Regions from separate parts of the Mus musculus genome. Here region 1 is linked to region 2. The links are chromatin loops, found by intact Hi-C in ENCODE. Cell type or tissue: left cerebral cortex. All regions are shown on one strand. Links, peaks and the distances in the headings refer to the core of each region. The heading gives the core; the rest is flanking DNA.

Region 1 (10,500 bases), core at 3,965-6,464, 130 kb after region 2:
TGCCTTGAGCTTGTTGGGCTAGAGATCAAACCCAGACAGTCTCATGTACACTAAGCAAACATACTACCATTGAACCATACCGCCAGCCCCACTCTGAGCTCTTGCCTGATTAATAGCACCTTGAGATTTTGGTATCTGGAAGACTCTCAGATGTTCCACATCCTCAGACCCAGGCAGGGCTAAAGGTGGAGGCCCCAGGACTTTGTTTATCACATTTGCCTTTTCTAATCTCCACAGAGTCCTGCACCATCCTCTGAGGTTACACTAAAAGGCTTTAGGGGTCCCCAGCTACTTAGCAGCCTTTACTACCCAGACTCCAGATTTTGCTAATGTATGCTACCCTTCTCAAGCATGTTTCCCTTCCACCCTTCCAGAAGCATGGCTAAACCCTGGGTTCATCAAAGCTGGTAACAGGAGGGACACTGCAGAGCCCTGGACCAGATACTATAGAGACAAGTTCCTCCATCCTGGGCAGAGCCTGGTCATGGTGGGTTCCTGGGGCCTGCACAGGCATATACACTGAACCCACTGTCCTAACCACACAATGCACAAGAGTCCAGCAGGGCAGGCAGCCAGGGCCCACTCATGCCAGTACCATCTGGGAGCCCTTGCCAGGCCTCGAAGGGCCGGCTGAAGAAGCTGGACTCTGTCCTGGGGCACAGTTGGGCTCTATTCTTATGTCAAGGGGGGAATGTGTGACTCTCCTTGGCGTGAATGGGGGCCCCTGGTAAGGCGGAGGAGGAAACAGAGCCATCACTGTGCCCCAAGAGGGCTCCCCACGCGGCTCCCGGCTCCAACCAGCCCCTCGTGGTGGGGCCTTGCACAAGCCTCCAACAAGAAAAGGCCAAGCTAAAGGCAGAAAGAGAAATGGACGGTCCACAGCCCAGTACAGGAATCCCAGATCCTACGGCCAGACCTGAATCAGAAAGGCTGGACCAGAAACTTGCACCCAGGCACTCAATGAGACCTAGAAGGGTAGGGTTCCAAGGGACAGTACAGCATCCATTACACACTGCCCTGCCTGTTGCTAACATGGGTGCATCCAAAGACTCAGTCCTGTAGGGTGGAACACAGCTCATGCTAAGAGTAGGTAGCACACACTAGCAGAAGCTAGTATGGAAGGCTGCTGAGAAGCCAGGGACCCTGACAGCCTTTTCCTGCACTCCTCCCCAAAGGCTCCCAGATTTCTAATGCATGTCATACATGAGCATAAGTCCCCACGGGCAGGGACTGTGTCTCCTGCCTCCCATCGCGTCCCTTCTACAGGTGGGAACAGCATCACTAAATGTCTGTGGTCTGAAAGAGCCTGTCTTGACGAGCAAACAAGGTATCAGGCGTTGTAACAGACCACAGCTTGGCCTGACCTTTCTAGAGAGCAGCAGGGCAATGTTGGTACATCCACTTACGGGAACCTCAGGCAGAAAGACAGACAACGGCACGGAGAATGTCGTTTCTGTTGATTTTAATGGAAAAAAGAATTTTAAAAAGGAAGCAACCTCAGTATATATTGCTAGGGGGATTTAAGTAGTAATTTGTTGAAATATGAATAAGTAGTAAACATTTGAAGCAGCTGAAAATTCATTTGTTGATAGAAATATACTCCCCTCCCCATCCGCCCTAACCATCTACAAAGTCTCTCTCTGTAGCCCAGGCTGGCTCAAACCTATGATTTTCCTGCCTTGATCTCCTAAGGATTACAGATGTGTGTCACCACACACCTAGTTTGATATAAATATGCTTAAAGAATATTGATAAGGAAATGGAGAGGTAGATGGCTCAGCAGTCAAGAGCACTGGCTGCTTTTCCAGAAGACCTGGGTTCAGTTCCCAGTATCTATGGGATACACAGTAGTCTGTAACTTCCATTACAAGGGCTCAGACGCCCTCTTCTGGCATCTGTGAGTACTGCACACACAAGGTACAGATAAATGTCTAGGCAAAAAATAAGCAAATCTTTTAAAAATAAACATTTAAAATGAATGTTAAGTTGAAAAGCATGTTGCACAGTGGTGTGTATATTAAGAGAGGGAGAAAGCAGAAGACTGAAAAGGGGGGAGGTGAACTGCGAGGCAGTGGAGGAGTGGGGAGGCCTGGGCGGTACTGGGAATGAGGACAGGGAGTAAGGAGGCCAACTGAGCGGGGAGCCCATGAAGGCGTTTGACTAAGTCCCATGGCCTCCCCCTGGATTAGCCTTAAAGAACTGTGAAAACATCCGGAAAATATTTAGCTAGTAAATCTCTCAGCAGCCCCTCCACCCTGTTTTGTTTATTAACACTTTCCTTCACTCTCAGCCCTCACACGCCCAGTCCTGTCACAGGCTCAGGAACCCACAGAACTAGAGACAACCAGATAGGGTCGTACTGGATGAGCTCAGTCTGTGGTGGGTGCAGCGCCCATCAGGGCCAACCTCTCCTCTCATCTCAGAGCAGCCTCTGAATATGCAGGGTCTGGATGGCGGTGCTGTTCCAATTGCTTAAACATCTCATAGCCATCATGGAAAGACCCAGGGTCTCAGGAAAAAGCAAGAGTTAAAGGGCCTTTTGGGAGGAAGAGGAGAAGCCACTCTGCAGATTGTGTGGTAGGGCGAGTCTTTCCTCCAACGGCTCCCTTCTTCAGGAACTCCTTGGAGATCTCAGAGTGGACACACTTGAATATTGCATGACTGGAGGAGTATGTGAGGGAGAGTACTCACATGTGCACAAGTGTTGGGTACACACACACACACACACACACACACACACACACACACATACACACTGAATATCTCATGTTGCTGAGAAATCTCCAAAATTCAGGGAAGCAACTGCCCTGTTTGGGAGTTGAGCCAATCCCAATGTGATGAGAAAAGGAATATACCGTAAAACTAACAGGCTATGATTCTAGTTTCCACAAATAGCAGGACAGCCACACAATAGGTTATGAGTTCAAATCCCAGCTCTGGTACTTGAGCTATATGACCTTCTATAGTCTATTTCCTCACTTGGAGAATCCTGTATAGTTGCAGGGAGACAGTGCTAGGAAATTGGAACCTATAACCCCAGGAGTGAGTGCAGATTACGTAATAGATTTTCCACTAATTTTTTATGTGCTTAGGATTTAATTTTTAATCTATTAAGACTAAAACCTAAAGGCTGGACAGATGCAGCCCTCTGGAGCAAGTGTGTTGATTTGAACTGACTGGCTACATTTCAAAACTGGGAAATTTCAAGATTCCAGTCTGGCACACGTTTTTGAAAACTGTCTAGCACTGTTTGGAATGATACCCAGTTCCTGGGGTCTTAGGTGCCTGCTAGGCCCTGGCACTTGCCCCTTTAACCCACTCAAGATGATTTAACTTTCTGGGGTGGTCAGCATCAGCTTTGCTCTAAACGATAAAGATAATAAGAGAGTGATTTGGGGAACCCTAAAGGAGACTCACCGGTAACCCCATCAGCCCCTCTTCAAATGCCCACCAACTTGTCTTGGAGTCCCTTGATTTCCAGGCACTACTGTGCCTCTCTCTTACATACAGCCTGCTGCATGAACCTGAGTCCAACATAGACAAGCAGGCATGGCTGCAGCTATGCTGGCCAGTATCAGAACCATGTGCTTTTTGGACTGGTCTCACAGGCTGAGCGATTCCACAGAAGGCTCAGTTTTTCTCTGCCCTGATGGATGTCAGCATTCAAATCCCACCCAGCAACCCTGAAGGATTCTAGGTGTGCACTCCCCAAGGGACACACTCTGGGCACAGGGTGGAAATGCACGAATGCCCTTTGAGAACTTTGATCTTGTTGACATGAACTTGAACCAGGTTAATAAGGGTTAGTGTGGGTTTTCTCTGGATTCTAGGGTAACGATGAGAAAGCAGAGGTACTAGGTTTCCTTCCAAGAAGCAAACTGAAGGAGGTCTAGCCCTTGAATTCTCAAGCCTGGGCCAGTTCCCAGCAGGCTGTGTGTAACACGCTGTTACCTCTTAACCTCTTCCCCCTTCCCCCCTCCCACCCCTTCAGCTCCTCCCTGCAGATGCTGATTCAACAGTAGAACCCTCACAGAGATCTGAGCAAATTCCATGACCACCTCTTGGGCCACATAAGTTCTCTGCAGAGTACAGGCAAACACTGAGTCAGACATGTAAACATCTGGGGCTTAACTAAATCTTCTGCTCTCTGGGTCAGTTGGGTGGACTCTGAACTGGACCAGTGAAAGATTCAGGTCCAGTTTCCAGGGAACCTGGCCAGGTCTGGGACTCAGGTCCTTGACCCAGTCTTGGACCAGGCTGAGTCATAGAAGAAGCCAAGGCGGTTGGTGCAGCCTCACAGCCCACACCAACAGTCCCCGGGGCTGCTCCACACCCAGCCCACACGTGGGAGGCACAGGCCAAGATGCTTCAGGACTCCATTCTGTGGTGGAGGAAACAGTTCCCTAATCCCTTCCTAAATCAAGTCCTTGCCCAGAGTCCAGAGGCCACTGCTTGCTCTGCTGGGATGTTCCTGTGCTGACCTCCTGCTGTGGGAAGTCCTGAGTCAAGGGGGTAGGAGGACAGGGAAGAGGTAGCCAGGGGACACACAATTCCTTGCATGTCCCGTCCCAGGGCCAGAGCACCCAGACTTGATTATCTCAGCTTTGATTTTTCATCCCACACCCCATGGAATTCCAGAGCCAGCTGAAGCCAAAGGCCTCCCCCTTCCCCTTCACTGAGCCAGAAAGCAAAACATGGTGTCTCCCTGCTTATATTTAATTTACAACACTTGTTCTTTGCCTGCATGCAGGGTTAATAAAAAAATGTGAAGGCCTTTTTCTAAAAATCCCAAGCAGAGTGATATTGTAAACGGAAATGATGCTTGATTGATTCCTCCCTGCAGGTCAGCAGCTTTATCTGTCATCCTTTGATTTAAAAATACACAGGCACGGAAGTGTTAGCTTTAAAGCAGAGACCATTCATTAGGGAAAGGATAGTGTCACCAGCAAAGGATGCTGGGACAATAGGTATCTGCATGCAAAACAATGGAGCTAGACCCATTCCTCACACCATTAGGCTCAAAACCCTAAGTGGCAGAGCTAAAACTATAAAATTCTCTAAAGGGGCTAGAAAAATGGCCCAAATGTTAGCAGCACTTGCTGCTCTCTAAGTCCAGCCCCGGAGGACCCAATGCCCTCTACTGGTTTCTGCAGGCAATAGCATTCAGATGTACACAGACAGACAGGCAGACAGACAGGCAGACTGAGAGGCAGGCAGGCACGCAAGCGCGCGCGCGCACACACACACACACACACACACACACACTCACAAGCAGGCACACGTGCCTGCATGCCCTAGAAGAAAATGCAGGCAAAAGTCTTTATGACCAGGATTAAGCAATAGTTTCTCAGGACAACAGAAGTAGAATGGAACAAAGCCAATCAACTTTCACCTAACTTAATAACCTTTATGCTCTAAAGGACAAAAGGGAAAAGAAAAGTTTCATAGAGCATATATCTGACAAAAGTATCTTCTTAAAAAAAAAAAGATTTATTGTGGGGCTGGTGAGATGGCTCAGTGGGTAAGAGCACTGACTGCTCTTCCGAAGGTCTTGAGTTCAATTCCCAGCAACCACATGGTGGCTCACAGTCATCTGTAATGGACATCTGATGCCCTCTTCTGGTGTGTCTGAAAACAGTGACAGTATACTCACATACATGAAATAAATAAATAAATCTTTTAAAGATTTATTTTATTTTTATATGTATGGGTGCTTTACCTGCATGTATGTCTGTGTACTCTGTTTGTGCTTGGTACCTATGGAGGTCAGAGAGAGTGTCAGATCTCCTAGAAGTGACATTACAGACAGTGGAGACCCACCCTGTGGGTGCTGGGAAGCAAGCTTATGTCCTTTATAGGAGCAGAAGATGTTTTTAACTGCCAAGCCATCTCTCTGCCCCTCTGAAAAATGACTTTTATCTTCAGTATATAAAGATTACTTACAACTCAATTCTGAAGACATTCATTTTTTTTTTAACCCAAATTTTACAAATTGGCAAAAGCATGCCTGTCATGCTTTAACCCCAACACTCAGGAGTCAGAAGCAGGTGGATCTTCATGAGTTCAAGGCCAGCATGATCTACACAATAAGTTTCAGGTCAGCTAGCAATACATAGTGAGACCCTGTCTCAAAAGAGGGAGGGGGGAGATAGACTCACTAGGTTCCTTGATATAGACATTATTTGGAGCTGGAGAGGTGGCTCAGCAATTGCCCCTCTAGAGGACATGGGTTTGATCATCTCAGCAGTTCACAACCACCTGTAACTCCAGTTCCAAAGGATCCATGTCTTCTTCTGGCCTCCTTAGACACCAACCCCTCCCCCCACAACACACACACAGCAGACAGACAGACAGACAGACAGACAGATAGATGAACAAGCAAATCAATGAATGAATAAAGAAATATTTTTATTGGCAAAGGCTCTGAATAGAACTTTTTTGAAGGAAGACATGTGAATGTCCAACAAGCCCGTAAGATAATACCCATCACCATGAGTCTTCGTGGGAAAGCAAAACCAAAATGGATGACATGCCACACCCACTAGCAACAGCAATGGTGAAGAAACACAGATAATAACAAATATTGGCAAGGCTGTGGAGGAGTTGGAAGCCTCCTAGACCCCTGCTGTGGATATCAAATGGTACAGCGGTCTTGGAAAGCAGCCTGGCAAGTCCTCACAGGTTACACACCCTTACCATATGATCCAGCAGTTCCACTCCAGGTATTTGTCTAAGAGGATTGAAAGCATATGTCCACAGCTGTGTCATTCCTAAAGGCCAAAAAGTAGAGATGACCCAATAAACGCATCAACTGATGAGTGATTAGACGGAATGCAGCCTAGACACCCCAACTGGAACATCATTCAGAAGTCAAAGGGAATGAAATCCTAACACAGAGAGATAAACCTGAAGCATACAGAAAGCACACACACACACACACACACACACACACACACACGTGGTGAGTGTGCTCTGAGGTGGTTAGGGACATGGGGAAAAACTGCTAAGGAGCACAATTTCTTTTTATTTCTTATGATTTATTTGTTTGTTTGTTTGTTTATTGGTGTGTATGACAGAGAGAGACAGAGACAGAGACAGAGACAGAGACAGAGACAGAGACAGAGGGAGGAGCGAGAATCAACACTCCCCACTCACATCTTGCAGTCCGACCCCTCACAAAAGCCCAAGCAGCCAGTGCAGTAAACTACCTGCTTCCAAGCAGCCTTTCCAGAGTCTTGGTTCAGGTGCCAGAGTCCCTGACTTCTTCCCTTTCAAGACAACAACAGAATTCCTGGCCTTGGACCACAGCTACTCTCAGGTGCAGGAGGCTGGCTGCTGTAGCTCTGGCTCCTGCTGATACCACATGGTAAGAACTTCACACTTAGGCACCCTTGTTTTGCTTTTGGTTTGTGTACTTCTGGTTTTGGTTTGAGACAGGATCTTGCTATGTAGCCCAAGGCTGGCCTGCAAGTCTCTGCCTCGGCTTAGTAGGGGCTGAGATCACAGCTGTTTGCCCCCACACCAGGCTCTGACTTTAATTAATTAATTAGTTAATTAATTAATTAAGTTAACTAACTAATTAATTAATTGCTAGCTGAGTCTCTAAAAATGAGTACGGCCTTTATTTTTAACATCTGGCAACACCTCTGATCCTTCTCTTCCACCCTGACCCTCAGGTTTAGCAGCAGCCTTTCTCCAAATCCTCTCCCACGGTCTCCCCAGAGGACTCCAAGTGTCTCTCAAGCTCCCGTGACTAAGATCCCTCCAAAAGCCAGCGTCTCGTCTACACATGCTTCCCTAGAGAAAAGTGCTTTCTGTCTTCCACTCCCCGAAATGTTACACTTTTGTTTAAAAGTTAAAATTGTTTGTACACATCCAGACAGCATGGTGTTCTGAATTTCATGCACATTGTGGAATCGCTTCATGGAGTAAACATATATGACATCAGATGTTTATGTTCATGGAGTAAACATATATGACATCAGATGTTTATGTTCATGGAGTAAACATATATGACATCAGATGTTTATGACTTGTGGGAAGAGCACAAGATTTATCCCTGTCAATTTTCAAGATATTCTTGTGACCTCTGAACACCATGTTATTCAACTGCTCTCCTTAATTTACTCCTCCTGTTAGCTTAAGTTTTGTATCCTTAGATTACTACCTGCCTAACTCCCTAGTACAGTCACCCGAGTCATCAGTACCTGCCATTCTGTTCTCTGCTTTGTTCGACATTAGATTCTGCATGGGACTAATATCGTGATGGGTATGTCTTCGTGTGCCTGGTTTATGTTGCTGGGTTGTTGTAAATGACAGGACTGTCTTCCTTCTTTTTTAAGGTTGAATAATTAATTCATCAGTAGGCACTAAGGTTGTTTCCATATGTTTCCATGTGTTGATGACCATAGAGGTGTAGGTGTCTCTTCAACACAGATTCCTTTTCCTCTGGACACTGTTTTAGTGAGGGTTTTATTGCTGTGAAGAATCACCATGACCAATGCAACTCTTATAAAGAAACTCATTAAATTGGCACTAGCTTACAGTTTAAGAAGTTTAGTTTATTATCCTCATGGTGGGAGTCATGGTGGTATCCAAGCAGACAAAGTACTGGTGAAGGAGCTGAGAGTTCCATATCTTGAGCCACATGCAAGAGGAGACTGCCCCACTAAGCCTAGCTTGAGCATATGAGATCTCAAAGTTCAACTCTACAGTGACACACTTCCTCCAACAAGGCCACACCTACTCCAGCAAGGCCACACCTCCTAATAAGCCACTCCCTATGGGTCAAACATTCAAACACGTGAGTCTGTGGAGTCCATTCTTATTCAAACCACCACAGACACTTATCCAGTGAGTGCTGTAAAGCTGTGCTACCTACCTTACGCCCTACACACTGTGTGCTAGGATTCCCTCTTCTCCAATATTACCGTACTTTGTTCTTCCTGAGTCTGTCCTTCTAGATCGCAGCAACTCTGTCATTCTGCCCACTCCTGACTTGATTCTCTACCACCAAGGCCATGGCCTGAGCTAGCTCAAGAGATTTCTCCTAGTAACACCACAGTGCTGAGCTAACCCTGCTGAGGTACTTACTCTGCTGGTCTATACTTGTTTAAGCATCTCATCTCATTACTGTTGACTTTACTGTGTGTCTTACCCTCCCCTGTGGTGGGAACTGGCTGGGCAAGCAGACACCCAACCTTCTTTTTCATTTTTAAGCACGCAGAGATCGGAACCTCATCTGAGCTTTGTGTTCAGCGAACCCACAAGACACCCCAGCCTCAGAAATGAGGGATTGAATGATGTAGTCTCAGTCTACTACCTGAATGTATAAACGCTGGGAAAGGAAGAAGTTCCCAGTGGAAGTGCCCAGTGTGGGAGCTATACCTGCAATCCCAGAATGCTGTGGGCTGACGCTGAAGGATTGAGAGTTTAAGGACACCTTGAGCTACATAGTGTATTCTAGGCTAGGGACAACTCAATGGTGAGGCCCTGTCTTACCAGCACTTGGGAGGTAGAGGCAGGTGGATTTCTGAGTTTGAGGCCAGCCTGGTCTACAAAGTGAGCTCCGGGACAGCCAGGGCTACACAGAGAAACCCTGTCTGGAAAAAACAAAAAAAGAAAAAAGAAAAAATGAAGAAAACAAACAAAACAAACAAACAAACAAATAAACAAAAGACCCAACCAACCAACCAACCAAACCAAAGAAGGAGAAAGATGATGAGGAAGATAAGACTGTGACAAAGAAAGGGAGGAGAAAATCCACAGAAGAAGCTATGAAGGACCAGTCAGGAAAAGACAGTGAGGGACAGTGAAGTTGGTACTATTGAGAAGAGAAGAGATGTCTCCTCAGTTCAGAGTTGTGGGGGAGGGGCAAGTTTAAAGAGCTAGGCATAAATTAGCAAGATGGCTGCCAGGGCTGAGAGGAGGCTCAAGCCAATACCACAAAGGGCTGTCTAAGGAGAAATAGAAACACTCAGGAGAGACAAATGCCTCCCAATGCTGTATCTGGCTTTTATTAATTAATCACAATGTTGTCCATGGTGAGTGAGTGTCCTATGACCAACTGTGGCAATGGCAGCCAATTCACTGGCTCATCTTTCCTCCTATCTGACTGTTCCACATCCAGAGGTCACACTGAGAGTGTCTGAGTCTCAGGATGGAATTCCCCTGGGGCCACCAAACCCTTCAGTTAATTTCATTCCCCAGTCCAGAACTTTGGGAAGTTGCTGATTCAGCACAATGGTGTTGGGGGGGGGGGGGACTCGGCATGATTCCCAGGCTGAAAAGCAAGGCAGGGGATGTTTTCATCTCACAGGGAAAATCACATGCCCATCTCCACTTTGTCAGGAAACCCTGTCAGCACTGCCTACAAAATGTTCCCCAAATACACCCTCACTGCCTCCTCCATACTAGTACAAGCTGAACCACCACCATCCCTTCATCTGCCTGCCTGTATTCAAAACCAGCTCCAATCAATATCCATGCAGCAGCTACTGC
Region 2 (10,500 bases), core at 4,054-6,553:
TGAGAATCTAAGTAACTCTTTCCTTAGAGTAGAGAGACGTCCTGGCCTTAGCGCATCAGAGGGTGTGAAGGGAGGAGTTGGGGACCCTACTCCAGCCCTACAGGGGTATCTGGCCAGAGCTGGGGGGCAAATCCCTGAGAGTTTAGGCAGGAGCTTCTCTCATCAGGGACTCCCAGAAATGCTATTTGCAGGGAGCTCTCTCTTGCTTTTAACTTTGACATCTTCCAGAAGTTTCCCTGCAACAAAAGCAGCCCCGTGGTGGCTGTAATTTCCATGTCACATCTCTGCACACAGCACACTCCACCCCCTTCAACTCGCTCCCCCACAAGCACCTTCTCCTGCCCACCACACAGAAACAGCTTCTCCCTGGTTACAGCCTTCTGCCCTCCTCCACCCCTTCACCAGAAGAGTGCAAGTGAAATGGGAAACTGACAGAGGGAGGGAATGGGGGCAACTTCAGCTAAAATCCAAGATTTGGCTGCAACTTCTCTGTTTCCCAGTGAGCATCGATTCTGGTTGGCGATCCACGTTGCCATGGCAACAACCCCAGCTGTGGCCCAAAGCCCCAGCCCTGGAGCCCTCCCCGCCCACAGTGAGCCCACTTACGGTGATGGTGTTTTCCTTGCTCTGTTTCCTGCCTGGCGATGAGGATCCCAGGTTCTGGGGAGAGAGGTGAGACCCATCATCAAAGCTGTTCTCCATGTTGGACATTTTTTTCCCCATCCCCGTTGTTCCCCAGGTGGGTGGAGGGATTGGTTAAGAACCCTGAGGTGGGGAAGTTCAGGGGTGTCAGCCTGTCGTTAACTCCTGAGTCACCATATTCTGGGTTGGGGCAGGCAACAGCATCTTAGAGCCCAAGCTGCTCCAGAGTGCTCAGGCTCCAAGCAAAGTGGAGGAAGGCTGAACCCAGACTCCAGAGAGCCACAGCAAACCAGGTCTCCCTTCCTCTCCTTTCCAACTGGGATTTGGAGAGTTAACCCCTCCACTGCCCTCTGCTGGTAACCAGACCACGTTGCGGAAGCATGGGAGTGGAATGACAGGGGAGCAGAGAGTTAAGGCAGATTGTAGGCCACCTTCCCCGCCCTCCCCCAGGCACAGAGGACTCAGCACGTGACATCTCATTCTGAACGTGCCCCCATCCCCCCGAGTCCATAATGTCAGACGGTGAACGAACATGGGCTCTGCCCAGCCACCTTGGCAGTGTACCTGGAAGCCACAGTGACTTCCCATATGCACAGCATCCTTCTGGGTGCCTTTTATATACTGTCCCCATCGTCAGCAAGGAAACCAGAGTCCTAACTACCCGTGCACTCCTAGGTGACCGTCAGAGTCCCACAATTGTGTTGGTGGAGATGGCCAAGAACAGCCAGCTTAAAAAAAAAGGCACATTTAACACATGAGACTATTCAGTTCTGAGACTTTAGAAGTTGTGCTCAGGATTCAACTCCACAGCTCCCCAGACAGAACCCTGAGATGTCACTTGTCCTGGGTCTCACGAGGCCCTTGAACACAGCTCCCTTGAGGTACTGTGGATAACTACTCTGTGTGTTCTGGGGTTGGCATGGGTCCAAAGGTATGAAGGGCTTTACCATGGCGCCTCAGGGAAGCCAGATGATTCCACCCGTCCTCAAGCCACATGGTCTGGGACGCAGGCAAGGTGAACCCCTGGGGTGGGCTGTTCTGACCTCAGCAAGCCAGGCCAAAAAGAGCGCATCCTAGACATGTACAGACTTCCTGCCCTGATCTGACCAATAAAGAGCCTGTTCGTAGAAAACTCCCATCCTTAGCTCTCTTGCTGAAAAGTAGTCTCGAGGAGCATCCATTTCAGGGATGACTAACTTTGAGATGAAGGCCGTGGAACTGACTTCTTGGAACCTCAGGTTTTCCATCTGTAAAATGGACCGTTCTTACACTGCTCCAGTCAGTCCCAGGCCTGAGCGGCTGGCTGGAGACTTCACTGGAGGCACACTGACCTGACCAGCTTTCAGTCACTTTATCCAGTCACCTGTGCTTGTAGTAACTCCTCTGCCACCCTGACATGCTGTGGACCGACCTCAAGCTTGTGACCAACAATATCTTCTATATGTATTTCTAATCCACCGCTGTATCCAGCTGGCCTGGCCTGTACCCTTCCAAGCTACCATTGCCCTTCAGGGACATTCACTAGAAGTGCCCAGTACAGACGACAAGCAGAGGATGCACAACAAGAGCCCTGGGTGGCAGCTATCAAGAAGGAGCGGGAACAAGAGTCTCTCTGTGGTTCTTCCACACAGAGACACTGACCAAGCCCATACCTGCCAAGAAAGGGGCAGACCTGCCTCAGGGTTAGATTCTCTTCTTTGCAAGTCTCCCCGTCAGGGACCAATATTACACTGTTACTCTCCTTGTGTGCCTGATGTAGCCCAGGATTGGTGGTGGGCAGGAAGGGGACCAGTGGCGTTGGCCGGAGTCTATCTATGGCTGCTGTTGCTACCGTGGGTATAAAGGACCAGAAGGCAAGAAACCCTAGAGGAGTCACCCTCTGCTGGGGGGGGGGGGGTTGTTTGTTACTCTTCACCGATAGGAATGCAGAGTCCTAGAAACAGCTAATTCCAAAGACAGAGCGTCAGAGTCCTTTCTGTACCAGCAGGTGCAAGAGAACTCAAATACTGATGGAAATATGACAAAAGGTCAAAGGAACTGGTCTAAGATGACCCCCATAGTCCTCATGGGGGACCGCCTGAGCTCAATAGTAATAATGACCACAAGGGAGTCACTCCACAGCGGTCAGAGGGAACACACCATTCCGGGAGGATACCCATGACAATCTACATAGAGTTTACCACTCGGAAATCCCAGTGTCAAAGGGACTTCGGTTGTGATCCTCACTGATACTCAAGGCACAGAGTGGTTATGGTCAGGAGGCAGGACAGTCACAGTGTCACACTGGTGTCCCCTGGGCTACCCATCCATCAGAAAGGGAAACAAATGAAAAAAATCTGTAGTTATTACAGTGACCCAGGGCCTCCCCAACAGGGGGCAGACCTGCGACTGTGTGCCTCCCTGGAGATGCAACAGCCAGCAAGCAGCCAGCTCACCCCATACAGAACGCCTGTCAAACGACAAGCCTAGGTCCAAGCATGAGAAAGCAAACAGACTAAGAATGTAGGTTGGCCTACAAGACAAGGAACGACCTGGAGTCTTCAAAACAAGCTAGAAGTCAGTGTGAGGGCAGGCAAAAGAAAAGCCATGGGGCATCAGCCTAGACAAAGAGACTGGAGCAGACAAGGTGACAAAAGCGCCCGGCTCCTGGTATACAAGTCAGCAGTGGGAATCAAAGTTGAGCACACTCAACAGAGACATCAAAAACATCGGAGAGAAAGCAGTCAGCCAGTAAGAACTGCATAGAGCCGACCTGCTTGTAGATAAAGCACCATTTAAAAAAAAAGTCTGGAGTCAGAAAGTAGGCTAGTAGCAGCCCATGGCTTTGGGGGAGGCCTAGAGGGATGTGAATTCTCTACAATCCATTGTGATGCAAGATGCACACAAGGAGCACTCTAAAAACAACCAAGAATGCTTGGTGAGCACCACCCCCACTTCCCTCTTCCCTCCCTCCCCCTCCCTCTCTTTGCTTCCTGGGGATTGGATGTTGATCACTCCCCTTATAACCTACTGAGCTGTAGTCCCAGACTGTATTTTAAATGATGGAAGTGTATAATAATTAGTTGCATCTCAACACATGAGATGATGAGGTAGATAGACAGTCAGACAGACAAAGGAAGGAGAGAGAGAGAGAGAGAGAGAGAGAGAGAGAGAGAGAGAGAGAGAGAGGTGGACGGACAGACAATGATAGACAGGGCTAAAGAGGCAAAGTAATCAACGTTTTCATATCAAAAACTTGAATGGCTCTTGACCTGGGGAGAAAAGCTGGTATAAAAGGCATTTGGGGGACCATTAAAGAATTAGAATCTAGAATGCACATGATAGATAATATTATTGGACTTGTGTTTTTTTGGGGTACTGTAATGGTACTCTGATACCTTTTCCACTTGGTTTACAATTAGAAATACTTATATTTAGGGCATTAGTAACCTATGGTCTTAGGAGCTGAGGCAGTGCTCAGTACCAAAGTTACAGTTATGAAGTAGCAACAAAAATAAATGTGTGTTTGGGGGTTCCCAAGACCATTGGAAATATGTACTTTCCGAGGGTCACAACCCACAGGTTGGGAACCACTGATTTAGATCCATAAGTCAGGAGTTTTGCTGTAGGTACAGGTGGGGATGTCGAGGCAGGATGAGACCATTCATGAACCAACACTGGCCTAATGCCAGCGCTCACTGAAATGAGATGCTAGGTCCGTGGGTCCCTGTCACAGAAAGCCCTTGACTTTTGTAAGTTGACACAGTCCTACAACAGACACGTTTACATTTTGCCCTTTGCATATAATTCTGGAGAATTTTTTTTTCCTTCTGGATCCAGAGCTCACTACATAGCCCAGGCTATCCTTGGAGCAGAGACTCCATGCTCCTCCTGATCTGTGTACTGCTTGCCTAGTTCTCCTCCCGTTTGGCTGAACTGCTACTCCCACATCCTGGCTGTATCCCAGCATCTCTGCTGCCACAAAGAACACACACTACTGGCTAAGCTGTGAGCAACTCCATGACACGCAGGCGAGCAGCCCCTCCCCAGGGATCTCTTGAATCCTAGAGGAATAGGAAAAACCCTCTTCAGTTCCCAGCGCTGTTGGCACAAAACCGGGCTCCTTGTGATGGGCCATGCAGACCCCTCCTGCCGCATCTTTTGCCCTCCCACACCTGCCAATTCAGTAAGTCACAGCATGACACACACTTGATGTCTGTGGGTTCTTGGAAAGCTTCACCCTCCTTCTTGCCTCTAGGCATCTACATGCTGTGCCCTGGAAGACTGTTCACTAGCCCCCCCCCCCCATCTTTTTGTTAACCAACCCTCTGTGTAGCCTCTTCCACTCCTCCAGCCTAGCATCTTTTTTTTTTTTTTTTGGTTTTTCGAGACAGGGTTTCTCTGGATAGCCCTGGCTTTCCTGGAACTCACTCTGTGGACCAGGCTGGCCTTGAACTCAGAAATCCTCTGCCTCCCGAGAGTTCTTACCACTGATACAATTAAACAACTGTTTACCCATTGTCCTCCCCAGCTAGGGCTGAGCCTTTCCATACCTCAGAGCCTAGCAAAGACCTAAATACACGATGATTGGGTGTGCGTTACTAAAGCCAGGGGCCTGGGGAGGAACTGCAGAGACACAGCCTCTCAGCTCTTTCTCCACTTAAACTACCTTCTTCAACACACTCTGTAGGAGCCCCAGTGTCCCATCTTTCCTTTTGTGTCTTTTGGGGTAGTCAGGAAGCCAGACTGATGGAAGGATGGATTACAAAAAAGCCCAAGTAATGGTGGGCAGGAAGAGAAGGTGCAATCTAAGATCTGTTTCTTCTAAGGCTATTGGCCTTTGACTCCCGGGCTATCTCCCAACCAGGAAGGTGCCCTTTATCCAGGACACAGGCAGCAGCCGCCTTGATGTCTGCAGTACTGAAGTTTTCCACTGGGAGGCACCAGACCACCACCACCAGTGCCCATCCACCCAGCTCTCAAAAGACTGGGCAATGGAAAAAGCAGGACGCTCAGTCTGATAGGGACATTAGGTGTGCCTGCCCCTTCCTGCTACCTGTATGCCTTCCCATTTGCCCTCTCAAAGAGAGCGAAATCAATAAGGCTCTTCGCAAATCTGGGCTTGGCCATTGTGGCCTCAAATCCCACCTCTTCGATGGTTACGTGGCCCTTCATTCACTCATATTTAATCATTGTTCACAGGCACACACATGCTAGTGACCAAACCCTGAGCCTTGAACACACTAGGTAATTACTCCGCCGCTGAGCCACGTCTCAGTCTTAAGATATTATCAAGAACAATCGTGAGTTATGATTGGCAGCCCGGGATGGAGAGTAAATCTCCCTGTGTATTGAAGAATGCTGTGTGTGCTCAGGCATTGCCTGGGCCCTGCTGCCTTTTAAGGGAGACTCTCTCAACCTATTCATGGTTAGCTGGTAGAGCACTTTTGATAATTAGCCTCAGCAGTTCACACACTGGGCTTAAAAACCAGCGGCTTCCTCTTCAAATGTTGTCTGTTCATAGCCTGAAAGAATCCTAACGGATCTACTTTACAGTTCCGGATGCAGCGGGCAGATGCAGATTTACCTTTGCCACGTACCACACTGTTGACTTTTGTTTCTCTGAGGAGGTCTTACTTCAGGGTTATCATCCAAAACGAATGTTATGCTAACCTGCCTGTGTGTTGTAGCCACTGTCTACCAACCTGGGGCTCAGAGCTGGCCTTCCCTGGAAACCCAGTACCACACATCCCTTATCAACTATGTGTGTTCATGTGCGTGTATTGGTTTGTGTGCATGCATGTGTACATGTATGTATGTGTATGTGTGTATGATGTATGTATGTATGTGGTGTGTAGCATCTGTGTGTGGTATGTGCATGTATAGTGTTTTATGTATGTGGTGTATATGTGGTGTGTATATGTGTGTGGTGTGTGTGTAGTGTTTTTATGTGGTGTGTGTGGTGTATGTATGTGGTGTATATATGTGGTATGTGTGGTGTATGTACGTGGTATGTATGGTGTGTGGTATATGTATATAGTGTATATGTGTGGTATGTGTGATGTGTGTGTGTGTGGTATGTGATATGTGGTGTGTATGTGTGGTGTGTATGTGTGTGTGTATGTGGTGTGTAATATGTGTGTAGTGTGTGTGGTGTTGTGTGTGTGTGTATGTGTAGTGTGTGTGGTGTTGTGTGTGTGGGGTGTGTGTGTGTGGTATGATATGTGTGGTGTGTGTGTGTAGTATGTGTGGAGTTGTGTGTGTGTGTATGTGTGTGTGTGTGTGATATATCTATGCACACGCATATATGTGAGCACACACAAGGTGTGGCAGAGGTCAGTCCCAATCACTCTCTTCTTCATTCCCGAGACAGCGTCTGCCATTGCCCTAGAGTTCACCACGGGCACTACGCTGGCTGACCAGTGTAGCCCGCTGATCCTCCTGTCTCCACTTCCCCAGCTCTGGGACTACAGATCACCACCATGGCCTGACTTCTATGTGGGGGCTGGAAATTGGACCCGGGGCCTCAGGCTTGTGCAATCAGCACTTCATAGCCTAAGCTATCTCTCCAGCAGCCGCATCCTATTTTCTTAAATAAAAAAGTATATCTGTCTTTTATAGAAAGTGAAATGTGTTGATTTTTAGAAAACTTGAAGAAAGTAAAATTACTTTCAGTCTCTGATCATGCTTTTACAACCTTAACGAGATTCATATTTTCAAACTAGGTAATTCCTTGTTGTAGGAGCCATTCTGCATTGCACAACAGTGGGTGACATCCCTTGCATCTTCCACATGCACCAACATCCCCTCTTTGGTGGTAACACTCAAAATCAGAGATGCCACCAAATGTCTCCAATGCAGAAACTCAGTCTGAGGTGCAGCTAGGTCACCACAGATGATCTGGTCATCTTTCTTCTCATAAACACAGCTTTCTTTCTTCTAAATAAAACTGAATACCCTATATTTGCACACACGCACACACACACATGCATACACACACATATACACGCAAGCACAAACACATGCAAACACATGCACACACACATTGCACACACATGCATACACACACATAAATGGATGCTCATACCTGTGGATGCTCTCTCTCTCTCTCTCTCTCTCTCTCTCTCTCTCTCTCTCACACACACACACACACACACACACACATGCATGAGTACAGGTGTTCATGGAAGTGAGCAGAGGGTGTCATCCCTTGGAGCTAGAGTTCTGGCTGTTGTGAGCTGCCTGATGTGGGTGCTTGGAATTGAACTTGTGAGACCCCAGCTTAAAGTGTTTCTCCCAGGAAGGTAAAGCCCCTGGACGTTCCCCAAGCTTGTCTTCCCTGATCTCTAAAAATACAGCCAGAAAGAAACTCTTTGTTCTCTATAGCCAGCAAAAAGCCTTTTTGTTTCTATACTTTACAACCAGGGATGCCTGCCTTCCTGTGCCGAGGACACAGAGATAAAAATTCAGAAAGAACTCACTCCCCACTCCTGCCTTGTAAATTTCACCAAGGACACCTGGAAGAGAAGAACTTTCCTCCCGACTCCTCCCACCTCTTCCCAACTCCTTCCAACTCTCCTCCCAACTCCTCCCAATTCCTCAGCTAGCTGTTAAAAGCCCCCAACTGTCACCACTTGGGGTCGAACTCCCCTGCCCTGCATGGCTAGCTGATAATAAAACCTCTTGCAGTTTGCATCAGGTGTGGTTTTCTCTCGGGTCACTGGGGTGCTGGCCAGCTCATCCCGGGACTTGAGCGGAGGCCCAGCTTCGGGGGTCTTACAAACTCACATCCTCGGGAAGAACAGTATACTCTTAACCCTTGGGCCCTATCTTCAGCTCTCCCATGTGATTTAAGTTAGAAGCATTTTCTTAGTCATTACATTTTCTTCGGGAGGATGCTTTTTTAATGGCTGTGTATGTAATATCACCAACTGGCTAGATGCCCAGCACTGGAAGGCATTTTACCCACCCTTTGTTGTTGGATGGTTAGATCAGTCCATTGTTCTGGAGGTACAAATCATGCTTGTATGAATGACCTTACATGTAAGTCAGAATCCCTGAGTATATTCCAAGAACAGATACAATAGGAGACATTCCTCTGTCCAAGGCATACAGCACTCTGATAAATCAGCTTCCGGATTCTAAGCTGCCCCGGCAGCAAGCATGCTTTAAATGGCTGAGTGGGAGCTTCACAGTACTCCTGACCACCAGGGCAGTCACATTCCAGTGGGAAGGAAAGAATGGGGAGCTGTTTCCAGTGTCCTTCCTCATGGTGCTGGGGAGGCAGCATGGCTTTGCTGTTGTTCAATGGCAGCTCTGCGTAGCGTTAACTAAGCCTTGATCCCCACTCTCCAGACATGGTCTCCAGTAGCAGCACCACTGGCATCTGGGTGCTGGCTGGGAATGCACCCCGCTCATGAGAGGTAGGAGACTTCAAAGACCTGTCTCTCGCAGAGCCTCAAGGTCTCCACCACAGTTTACTGAGCCTGAGTCCAACCAATGCTTGGTCCTCTGAGAGGACAACTTACTAAGTTTCCAAACTCAACAGCCTTGGCTGCATTGGAGTGGGTGTCATACCTTAGCTGATGGCACTCACAGAGCTCAGGGTCTTTCCCTCAGCAATATTAACACCATGGTCATCAGTCATCACCATCACCATCAGCTATCCCTGTAGGCTGGCAATGTTGATACCAAAGAAAGTATGACAGGGCATAAAATGGAGGCTTCCTTAAGAAGCTCTTCTTAATACTCTGTGAGGAGAACACCTCAATACATACATGGTCTCGATCTCTCTCTCTCTCTCTCTCTCTCTCTCTCTCTCTCTCTCTCTCACACACACACACACACACACACACACACACACACACACACTTAGATGTAGCATCTTGCAGATAAGGAAAACGATGGACATTTCAGTGGGTCCACCACGACCCTTGACTCAATCTGATGAGCTTGCTCTGTGGTCCCATGCTCTGGACACCCATCTCATGATGTCACACGAAACAGCAGTTTGTCAATTTTAAAATAAATTCCCAGCTGGGAGTGGTGGTGCATGCCTGTGATCCCAGCCCTTGGGAGCTGGAGGCAGGAGGATCAAAAACTAGGGGCAACCTAGGTTACATAAGACCCTGTCACAAAAATGATTTTATGCTAGGTTAGAATGAGATGGTCACATTCCTAAATTCCATTCCAGGTGACTGAGGATGGGCACAGCAGAGGACTTCAAGGACAACAGTTGGCTGGCTCACACGCCTAACCTGCCAGAAAACCTGGACACTATTGGATATGTGGGTAGCAGAGTGGATCTCTCTGCCCTGACAACTATAATCAGTATCTCCCGATCCAAATTACCTCCAATTTTTAGAAAACCAACGAACTGCAATCCTGCAAGCCATCTATCATTAGGAACTGTTAGGACAGCCCAGAGATTCTTTCCACTAATAGCAGAAAAGGGCCATTGTCCCTGACCCCCAAGTCCATCTTCCCTGAGCTAGGTACTCAGCTGCCCTACCTCCCTTGGCAGCCCCTTACCTGGGAATCACCGGTGGATTTTCGGAGACTCATGTGGGCAGTCTCTGGAGGGTGCGCCGGGGTCCCTGATGCGTGGTATCCATTCACTGTGGGGACAGAGACACAGCTCAGATGCTGCGGGGGCCACAGACAGGCACCCTCGGCTTCTGGCCACAGCAGCCCTCTTTCTCCCTCCTCATCCCAGGGTTGCAAGAGGTCTCATGTGGCAGGGCCATCTATTGGTATCCGGTCTGCAGCTAAGAGCTAGGAATGAATGGAGAATGTCTCTAGTTTCTGGCAGCCAGTGTACTGAGCTCCCTGGGGACTGGCTTCCTTCTCAGGAGCATGATCAGCAGAAGCGGAGGTCAT

What was found. Peaks named below come from ENCODE experiments on the same cell type or tissue, not always from the same donor. Only the 100,000 strongest peaks of a DNase experiment are listed, where the experiment ranks them.
Region 1: it touches region 2 in a loop (2.7-fold over the local background); 23 of 42 quality-filtered maps call a loop at or near these places.

The regions. Positions count from the first base shown.
Region 1 is chr11:67,509,327-67,519,826 of GRCm38, reverse strand. It overlaps a transcript of Gas7 not described here. Among named protein-coding and RNA genes, the nearest start is that of Gas7, 72 kb to the left of the region's middle. In left cerebral cortex, for the core only: a CTCF peak has its summit at 5,128 (motif pointing left); DNase peaks (open chromatin) are centred at 4,241, 4,290 and 5,137.
Region 2 is chr11:67,643,019-67,653,518 of GRCm38, reverse strand. It overlaps Gas7 (growth arrest specific 7), which reads right to left. Exons shown (of 14, transcript NM_001109657.3): 4 at 10,153-10,238; 5 at 607-660. Among named protein-coding and RNA genes, the nearest start is that of Rcvrn, 47 kb to the left of the region's middle. In left cerebral cortex, for the core only: a CTCF peak has its summit at 5,542 (motif pointing right); DNase peaks (open chromatin) are centred at 4,633 and 5,560; H3K27ac peaks cover 1,887 bases.